2 separate regions of the Homo sapiens genome follow, and region 1 is linked to region 2. The links are chromatin loops, found by intact Hi-C in ENCODE. Cell type or tissue: Caco-2. All regions are shown on one strand. Region 1 has its middle 19 kb from the start of MIR133A2. Region 2 holds the start of GATA5 (GATA binding protein 5).

The links. A loop is a pair of places that touch in the nucleus more often than their neighbours do. Peaks named below come from ENCODE experiments on the same cell type or tissue, not always from the same donor. Only the 100,000 strongest peaks of a DNase experiment are listed, where the experiment ranks them.
Region 1: it touches region 2 in a loop (10-fold over the local background); 1 of 110 quality-filtered maps calls a loop at or near these places.

What each region holds. Positions count from the first base shown.
Region 1 is chr20:62,581,016-62,586,015 of GRCh38, forward strand. No RefSeq gene overlaps it. Among named protein-coding and RNA genes, the nearest start is that of MIR133A2, 19 kb to the left of the region's middle. In Caco-2, a CTCF peak has its summit at 2,609 (motif pointing left); a DNase peak (open chromatin) is centred at 2,613.
Region 2 is chr20:62,475,408-62,480,407 of GRCh38, forward strand. It overlaps GATA5 (GATA binding protein 5), which reads right to left and starts at 588. Exons shown (of 7, transcript NM_080473.5): 1 at 523-588; 2 at 1-135. The coding sequence starts at 114. In Caco-2, a CTCF peak has its summit at 2,905; DNase peaks (open chromatin) are centred at 2,915 and 4,558.

The DNA of each region.
Region 1 (5,000 bases), 110 kb after region 2:
GGGGCTGACAGGGAAGCCTAGTCCCTCCTCAACCCCTGACCCTGAGGCCTGTGGATGCCCAGGCCCAGCTGCCTCCCCCTCACGGGCATGCCCTCCCTGCCTGGACGCATCCCTAGGAGGGAGCTCCTGGGCTGAGGAGGCTCCCTCGGCTGGTGTCCGCAATGACAGTGGGGACCCGGTGAGTAAATCTTGGCACAGCCACACCAGGGACAGCAGTAGCTGCAGCGCTTGCGGAGGGTCTGCGTGCAACCCCTTGGGGTTGCATGCCCCCCACCCCATGCTGGGACTGCATGCACCCCCCCAGCCTGCGCGCACCCCCCCAGGCTTGCATGCTCCCCACCTCATGCTGGACCTGCATGCACCCTCCAGGCTTGCATGCCCCCCACCCCACGCTGGGACTGCATGCACCCCCCCAGCCTGCGCGCACCCCCTGGGCTTGCGTACTCCCCCACCCCACGCCAGGTCCCCCCACCTCACACCGGGCCTGCGTGCATCACCCCCCACCACCACCACCCAGCCTGTGTGCGTCCCCTGAGCCTGCGTGCGCCACCGCCCCCCCGCACCCGGCCTGCGGGCACCCCCCGGGCTTGCATGCCCCCCACCCCATGCCGGGCCTGCGAGCGTCCCCTGGGCCTGCGTGCACCCAGAGGCTGTGTGTTACGTGCTGTGGGCGATTCTCTTTAAAGCAGCAACAATTACATGCAAGTTTGAATGAAAACTGCTCTGAAGGCTTCGGAGAAACTGCTGAATGAGGCTATTTGGGGGTGGGGACAGGAGGAGTCAGTAGGTTTAGTTTTATTCCACACTTTTCTTGATGGTGGGAATGTGAAACTAGCTGTGAGGGCTGCTCTTATTTAGAAATTTTGGAAAGAAAGTCTCAGGCGAGGAGGTACAGATCCCAGGTCGGGAGAAATCGGGCCACTCCTCCACGCCCCCCCAGGTCACCCCGGGTTTGCCAGAGCTGCCCCAGGCGGGCCGGCAGGTGGGCAGGCGTGGCCAGGAACCCAGCCCGCGAGGGTGGTGAATGCCCCTTCTCCAGGAGGACGTCACAAGGGCACTGCGGATCCCTCACTCAACTCTTATTTGCTGCACATGTCAAAGCTGTTTAAAAAGAAAGCGCTCAGGACGTTCCCCCGAGTCTGCAGCCGGGGTTGGCCTCCAGCCTAGGTGTGATCTGAAGTTCTGTGATTCAGACCCACAAACCCAGGCTGCCCAGAACGCATTCACCCAGGAACTTGGGCGTGGAGTGAGAGGCAAGCCCCCTGCCCCCGCACTCCGGGGCACACGCCAGTCACTGCCCAGCCCCCAGGCCTCTTAGAGGAGCTCAGCACACAGTCACATGGAGCCTAACAAATTGTAGCCCCCGCCCCGCCCCCGCGCCCCGCCCCCACCTGCACCTTTTGCCGCCCCCGGGCTGGAAGGATCCATCCCATCCCGCGGAAGGGCAGCGGACCCTCGGAGGGACGGAGAGGAAGGAGCCCCGACGGGAGAGACTGTGGGGTGAAAGGCAGTGGAAAGGCAGTGGAAGGCGGTGAAGACGGTGGAAAGGTGGAGAAATCCAGCACTCTGAAGGGCAGCTGGGGAGCCTGGAGAAGGACATATGTGAATTTTGGAACTGCTCATTGTTCCAAGCCATGACCTTGAAGAAGGCAGGGGCCTCTCTGGCCTCTGTGTCCCCATCGCTGAGGACAGGGTGGAACACGAGAGGCTGGGGGGTGGCCTCTGCCTCTGAGCCAGTTCTCAGCTCTTCTCTTCCCTCTGAATTCATGTTGTGTTTCTCAGCCATGAGGGACCCACGGAAACTGGGGCTTGGGAAGCCAGAGATGGCTTTGAGTTTGAGAGAAGGAATTTGCCTGGGTCACATACTGGAAATGGTGCCAGGCCCAGCCCCACCCCCCTGTGCATGTCTGGCTGAGCTTCCTAAGGAGCCAGCCACATCCACATTGCACCAAACCCTGCCACATCCAATCCTGACCGAACAGCCAGTCTACTTGTCAGTGTGGGGGACCAGCCACGTCAGTCAGGGCTCCCCAGAGAAACAGAACCAGTAGGATCCATGTCCACCTCTCTCTGTCTTTATGAATCAATCTATTGATTCTATGTATCCATCCATCCATCTATGTATCTATCCATCTATCCATCTGTCTATCCATCCATCCATCCATCTATTCATCTATCCATCCATCCATCCATCTATGTATCTGTCCATCTATCTATCCATCTATTCATCTATCTATCCATCCATCCATCTATCCAGCTAGCTAGCTAGCTATCCATCTTCTTTCTTTCTTTCTTTCTTTCTTTCTTTCTTTCTTTCTTTCTTTCTTTCTTTCTTTCTTTCTTTCTTCTTTCTTTCTTTCCTCTCTCTCTTTCCTTCTCTTTCTTTCTATCTTTCTTTTCCTTCCTTCCTCTCTTTCTTTCTTTCTTCTTTCTCTCTCTCTCTCTCTTTCTTTCTATCTATCAAGAATAAGAGAGATTGGTTTTAATGAATTGGCTCACATGATTGTGGGGACTGGCAATTGCAGGGCAGGCCAGCTGGCTGGAAGTCCAGGGAAGCTGATGCTGCCATCTGAGTCCAAATTCCGCAGGGCGGCAGGCTGGGAACTCAGCACGGCTTCCACATTGCCATCTTGTGGAGGAGAATCCCGTTTTCTTCCAGAAACCTCGGTCTTTGCTCTCAAGGCCTCAGCTGCTGGGACGAGGCCCACCCCCATGGTGGAGCGTCACTTTCCTACCTCAAAACCTGCTGAGCTAAGTGTTCATCCTGCCAGAAAACACCTGCACAGCAGCACCGAGGCAGGTGTGTGGCCAACAGCTGGGCACCGTGGTGCAGCCGAGTGGACACATAAAGTGACCATCACCCTCGTGGCAATGGGTGCGGGGGTGGGGGGGGATGGTCTTTCAAGTTCCACAGCAAAGAGATTCCAAGGGCCTTATTATTCCCAATAATTAGGACAGATTTTCTGTCCAATTTGGCAAGGAAGCCCAAGACCCAGCATCGTGAGCTTCAGACACGGCAGGAACCCAAGGCTTCGGGAGACCCAGCACCTGCCCCGGCACGCACAGCTCAGGCGCAGCACCTGCCCCAGCGCGCACAGTTCAGCAGAGGTCAGCTCAACCCTGGACTGTCCACACGAGTGTTGGGGCACGATGGGGAACATCTCATGTTGTGCTTCTTGGCCATGAGGGACCCAAGGAAACTGGGGCTTGGAAAGCCGGAGACAGCTTTGAGTTTGAGGGGAGAAGTAACTTGCTGCTTACCTGGTTTGGTGGGTGGTCAGGGAGGACTTCCTGGAGGAAGGAACATGTAAAATGAGGCCCAAATGATGGAAAGGAGCTTTGAGCAGGGGAATTCCTTCCAGGCTGTCCCCAGAACTGCTGGCTGCCTGGGACTTGGGTGCCCTCTGGGGTACAGTGTGTTCTCCCGAACACCAGTGGCTCTTGTGTTCAGGGCAAGCGTGGAGCTGATCCTGGGGGGTGACCCTCGCTTTGCCCTGGGCTAACCCAACAGGGATGTGAACCGGAGCCCCACACTCAAAACCCAACTCACAAGGCAGACATTTAAATTTCACTCATTCAGAGACCCGGGTCAGTCCATTCTTACCAAGCCCCCACCGCGTGCTGGGTCCAGCGTGAGACAGCTCCCGGGGCGCATGGACAGAGAGGCCTTGCCCTCGAGGAGCTCCCCTTCTCATGAGAGGAAGTCACTGTCTCCAGATGACAGGGTGACAAATGCCTCCAACAAAGATGTGTGCTCAGGGAGGTCAGAGGGGAGTGGTCCCTGGGGATCAGGAATGGCCCTGGGAGAGGCGGCTCCTCAGCTGGACCTGGACAGTTGGAGGCGATTAAACCCCAAGATGGGAGGGGACAGAGGAGTGCCAGCTAGGGCCACGGGACCAGACCCACCTTCCCGGAGCACAGGGCTGCGTGAGGTGAGGCATGTCTGGGCCACGGAACAGGGATGACATCCTTCATGCACCCACACACACCCACACACATCCCTCATGTGACACACACACCCACACACATCCCTTATGTGACACACACACATCCCTCACATGACACACACACACATCCCTCATGTGACACACCCACACCCACACATGTCCCTCATGACACACACACACATCCCTCACGTGACACACACACATCCCTCACATAACACACACACACGTTATATGACACACACACCCCTCACGTGACACACACACGTTATATGACACACACACCCCTCACGTGACACACACATCCCTCACGTGACACATACACATCCCTCATGTGACACACACATCCCTCACATAACACACACACACCCCTCACATAACACACACACACGTTATATGACACACACACATCCCTCACATAACACACACACACATCCCTCACGTGACACACACTTTATATGACACACACACATCCCTCACGTGACACACACACCCACACACGTCCCTCACATGACACACACACACATCCCCCACGCGTGCACACACACACACACACTCTGCGGGTGGCTGCTCACCCGCCCTGACATGGGGACTGTCTCTCCGGTGAGAACCGGCTGCAGGAGGGTTTGGTGCAGTGTGGATGTGGCCACTGCTCCTCAGGAAGCTCAGCCGGACACGCGCGGGGGGACGGGGCTAGGCCTGGCTTCATTTCCAGCATGTGACCCTGGCAAGCTGCTGCTCCTCTCGGGACCTCATTTTTCTCCTCTATGGAATAGGGACGGCAGAGCCAGTGTGGTGCACTGAGCCCTGGAGCGCCGCTCTGCAAAGGCACGTTCCACTGACACCCGCCTGGTCAAGCTCAGACCCAGGCAGAGAGGTGGCCGAGCCTCGCAGGGCCCCGGGTCCGACCCACCCCCGGGTCTGGCAGCTTTGCAGAAGGGCCTCTTTCAGGAAAGCAATTCACACACAATTCACAGTTGCAGCCTGCATGTCCTGTGTTGCTGTGGGCTCTGGAACTACGAGTGAGGACACCTTGAATCCCCTGTGCTTCCAGGA
Region 2 (5,000 bases):
GCGCGCCGGCGGCACAAACATCGGAGAGCCGGCGCCCGGAGCGTGCAGGAAGGAGCCCGAGTCGGCGTAGGCGGCCTGGCGGGGGCTCGCGGCCAGCGCCAGGCTCTGGTACATCCTCCCAGGCGTGGTCTTGACCTGCAGGGAAGAGGGACAGGTGTGGAGGTCACGGGAGCTCTGCGCCCTCCGCCAGCGCCCGAGCTTATGCCGGGCAGGTGCCGCCGCTTCGGGCAGCGCTTCCCAGTCCCCAGCCCGGGACGTTCGCGGGGCGGGTCCCCGAACCCGAGGGAGAGGAACCGCGGGGATGGGAGAGGCCAGCGCGTCATCCCCGGGGCAGTCACAACGCCGAGCCCACCTCCTCCCCGACCGGGCTTCGGAGGTCCCCGGGGTGAGCTCGGTGGGGGCCTGGGAAGGACGGGCCTGGCGCGGCCGCAGGACGCAGGGCCTGGAGAGCGGGGCCCCGCCGCGCTGGGAGGGGCCGGGTGGGGAGGGGCGCGCGGCTGCAGCCCGGGCTGGAGCACTCACCAGCGGGCAGGGAGGGCGGCAGGGCACGGCGGTGGCGGTGGGTCGGCGACCGGCGGGCCGAAGACTGGAAGCCCGGGCCGCTGAGGCTCCGCAGCCCCCTCCGCGCCGCCCCGGCCCGCCCCCGCCGCGCCGCCCCTTCCCTCCCCGCGCCCGCCCCTTCTTCCCCGCAGGGTCAGCGCTGGGGCTCCGGCCGTAGAGCCACGTGACCCTGGCAGGCCCTGCTCGCGGGGCTTGGCGACAAGGACGCACGACACGGGGCGGCCAGCGCGGAGCCCGGACCAGTGCAGCTAGACGGGCGGGCCGAGGGCTTCGTGGGCCCCGGGGAGTCGGGCGCAGAGACTTCTCCAAGTTTGTGCGAGTCCCGAGCCCTCTGCCTCCCTGCCCCGGCCCCCGCCGAAGGCTGGCCTAAAGACGGGCTCCGTGTCTGGTGGCTGAGTCGGTGATCCCGGCCCCGCTCACCGATGGACACGCGGCGGTGGAACCCCGTGGGCCCCCTCGTTGCGTGGCCGCACCCGGGGCTCGGTGCAGGGAACCGGCTTCCATAGGGACGGCCGGCTCGGGTCGCTGGACTGGGACGGGGTGCACTGGCGGGAGCCCCGCGATTTCCTCGGTTTCTGAGCAAGCGGGGCCACAAGGCTCGGGGTCCCAGTGGGAGGTGGGCAGGGTCCAGCCTCTAAGGCCCGATCTGGGTGCCAGGCTCGAAGGCCCCAACCCCGGTGGGGCTCTCAGCCGGCTCTCGGGGACTCGGGAAGAGTTTCCTCCAGGCGCCAGAAATGCGTGTGGGTAGGAGGCGACCCAGGTCAGGGAACCGTGTCCCGCTCGCACTCCCGGTGAGGGCTGCATGGAGGCGCCGCTGCCGCGGAGCAGCTCCGCAGGTTGCGGGAAACGGAACGGCGGGCTCGGAGCACACCGGGTGGACCCAGGCTTGGCGGCCATGAAAGTTCTTTTTTTCTTTTTTTCTTTCTTTCTTTCTTTCTTTCTTTCTTTCTTTCTTTCTTTCTTTCTTTCTTTCTTTCTTTTCTTTCTTTCTTTCTTTTTTCTTTCTCGGAGCACACCGGGTGGACCCAGGCTTGGCGGCCATGAAAGTTCTTTTTTCTTTCTTCCTTCCTTTCTTTCTTTCTTTCTTTCTTTCCTTCCTTCCTTCCTTCCTTCCTTCCTTCCTTCCTTCCTTCTTTCTTTCTTTCTTTCTTTCTTTCTTTCTTTCTTTCTTTTCTTTCTTTCTTTCTTTCTTTCTTTCTCGGAGCACACCGGGTGGACCCAGGCGTGGTGGCCATGAAAGTTCTTTTTTCTTTCTTCCTTCCTTCCTTCCTTCCTTCCTTCCTTCCTTTCTTTCTTTCTTTCTTTCTTTCTTTCTTTCTTTCTTTCTTTCTTTCTTTCCTCCCTCCCTCCCTCCCTCCCTCCCTCCCTCCCTTCCTTCCTTTTGCGGAGTCTCGCTCTGTCTCCCAGGCTGGAGTGCAGCGGCGCGATCTCAGCTCACCGCCTCCCAGGTTCAAGCGATTCTCCTGCCTCAGCTTCCTGAGTAGCTAGGACTACAGGCACCCGCCACCACACCCGGCTAATTTTTGTATTTTTAGTAGAGACGGGGTTTCACCATGTTGGTCAGGCTGGTCTCATCGAGCTCCTGACCTCAGATGATCCGCCCGCCTCAGCCTCCCAAAGTGCTGGGATTACAGGCGGGAGCCACCGCATGAAAGTTCTTCCTTGCAGAAACGGGCCCTCAACTCCTGTCAGTCAGGGCTCGGAGAGGACGCTGGTGAAGGGTGAAGACCTGGGAAGGCAGGAAGGCGGCGATGTGGGGCCGTCGGGGTGGGTGTCACTGGATCCCCCCCACGGGGGTCTGGACAGCCGGCGCTGTCCGTCTGGGAAGAGCTGGGGTGCCCCACATGCGCCCTTATTCCTGGCCTTTCCTCTTCGCCCACAGCAGATAAGGATTCAGGGTGCTTGTGGAGGCGTCCAGGGTCCCTGCGTCTGGGAAGGCAGCAGGCTGAAGCCCCTGGTCTGTGGTGGACTTGGGACCCCACAGACGGTTCCGCAGCAGGTTCAGGCCTGTGCAGGAGAGGGTGCAGCGCGGCAGGCTGGGGTGGGGGTCGGCTGCCATTGGGGTAGGGAGCTAGGCGACCTTCCGTTACCCCTTTACCAGCTCCCAGCCCCTCCTCGCCAGCTTCCCACCAGATGCTCCCTCCTTTCCTGTCCTCAGAAGCCTGGTTGCTGCTTGCCCTGTGTGGACTCCCCTGCCTTCTGCTCTCCCGGCACTCTGGGTCTCCGCGAGGGTCTCTCTTTGACCCCACACGTGCAGACTTTGTCTGTGGATGGCAGTGCACTCCACGAAGGGGTGGAGAGGTGCCGGGGCCTCGGTGCGGGCGAGAGGGCGCAGTGCAGTCCAAGCGGCTGCAGAGGGCTCTAGCGCAGCAAAGCTGGTTGGACCCAAGCTCTGACCCCTCTGCCCTCAAAGCCCGGGTTACCGAGCCCTCATGAGCACCAAGAACGAAGAGAAGTAAAAAGGGACACTTGTGACCTGCTGGGGGCTGAGCCACCGCTAACCCCAAGAAAAGTCTAGAGAACAAGAAAAGAACCACAGCAAACCTGGGACCCTGCAGGACGAATCGGGGAGGGATTCGTGCTTTTTACTTGCAATAAAATCTGTAAAGTTCTTGAATAGGAAACACCAACATTGCCCGGGTGCTGTGCTTTGTCCTGACATTTCCATTTAGTCCTCACATCAGTCTTATGCAACAGATCACATTATCATTCCTATATACAGATGGAGAAATGGAGCGCAGAGAGGTGAGCTAACCTGCCCCAGGCCACACAGCTAGCAATTAAACAAGCCAATTAAAACAAAGAAGGGAGTCTCTGAGTGATAGTGGTTGGTTGCTTTCTTGAGTTAATAAATATCTACAATGGACATTTGTATTAAACCCTGGGCCTCCATGAAGGGCGGGGAAGGGAAAATTTACCCTTCGAAGGCTCCTCCGAGGCGGCGCCCCACACAAGGCAGGACAGGGCTGGGGGTCCGGGGCTGTTCTGGTCACTTGGTGCCCTGCTAGGCGAGTCACAAGCTCACCTGCTCTGCAGCAGCAGCAGAAGCCACTGGTGGCGTGTTTTCCACGTGGATCCAGCTGCCTCCACAGTGACTGGTGGGGGTGGGCACCCATCCGTGGGGGTTGTCTGTGACAGTATCTGGACCCCCTCTCAGACCTGTTTCTACTTGAGCCAAAAAGTGAGGAGTCTCGGCTCAAACCTCAAAACCCAGGTGCCCCCGACGTCCTCGATCCCCACGAACCATGCTTCCGTGCAGCTCTCCACTCCCGGTGCTCTGGGCCCCTCAGGAAGGAGGTGGCCCCTGAGCCAGGTGACCCAGTCCACCAGGCTACCCCACCCAGCAGCAAGCCCTCTTCTCCCCTGGACCCCGCCCATGCTGCTTCCTGAATGGGCCCTTTGCCCTCTTCTCTTCTTGCCAAACTCCTACACATCCTTCAAGGCCCGTCTTGCAGGTCCCTTCCTGTCCCTTCCCCTACGTTGCTCTCCCCTTCCTGGTGCCTCATTGTGCGGTGTGGTCAGATGGCTGTGTGCCTCCGTCTTGTCACCTTAGCAGAAGCTGAGTCAGGAGAACAGCTTCAGGAACAGCGGGTCAGGGCATCGAGCGGGCACAGTCAGAACTTTGGGACTCAGCGTTGGCATCTCCGGGCTGTGTGGCCTTGGGTGAGCTGCTTCTTCTGTAAGGTGGGGGTGATGATAGTGCCTGCCTCTCACGGTGGCTTTGGGGAGGCATTAGTGGGACTGGGTACTAAGGGCGTCTGACCCGGGATGGGCATGCAGCAGGCATTGGGCTAATGCTGTCTGAGATAAAACCCAGTGCAGGGATGGAGGCTCTGAGCTGTGTGCCCAGGGCCCTGAGAGCCGGGGAGCCAGGGGAAGTGACAAAGACCAGGAAGGAATTTCTGGCCCTGCCATGGGTGACCCCTCTCTCCTGAAGGCTTCCCTGGTTCACTGGGACCCAGGGACCTGCCATGGCTGGCCTGGGAAGACACACCTCTAAGGCGGGGACCCCACCCCCAGTGAGATAAGAGGGTGGGCATGTTAACCCCCTGGTGACCATACAGAGTTAAGTTCCATGAGTCCTGGGCTGTGAGGGGCTTCTGGGGGCCTGAGTGGCCTGGGGTGCGGCTGGGCTGAGAGGGGGCAGGTGTTGGGGGGTGGCTGGGGTGAGAGGGGGCAGGTGTTGGGGGGTGGCTGGGGTGAGAGGGGGCAGGTGTTTGGGTGGGGCTGGGGTGAGAGGGGGCAGGTGTTGGGGGGGCTGGCATTGGGGTTGGGGGAGGAAGGCTCAAACCATCAGGCTCTGGGTTTCGTTTCCTGCTGTCATTTTCCTAGCAGTGCCCACATAACCCCCATCCTGCCCGCCCCCAGCTTGGGAACCCTTAACTCAGACATACTTATCAAGGGAAAGAAAACAGTCTCATTGTTCAGGAGGATAAGGA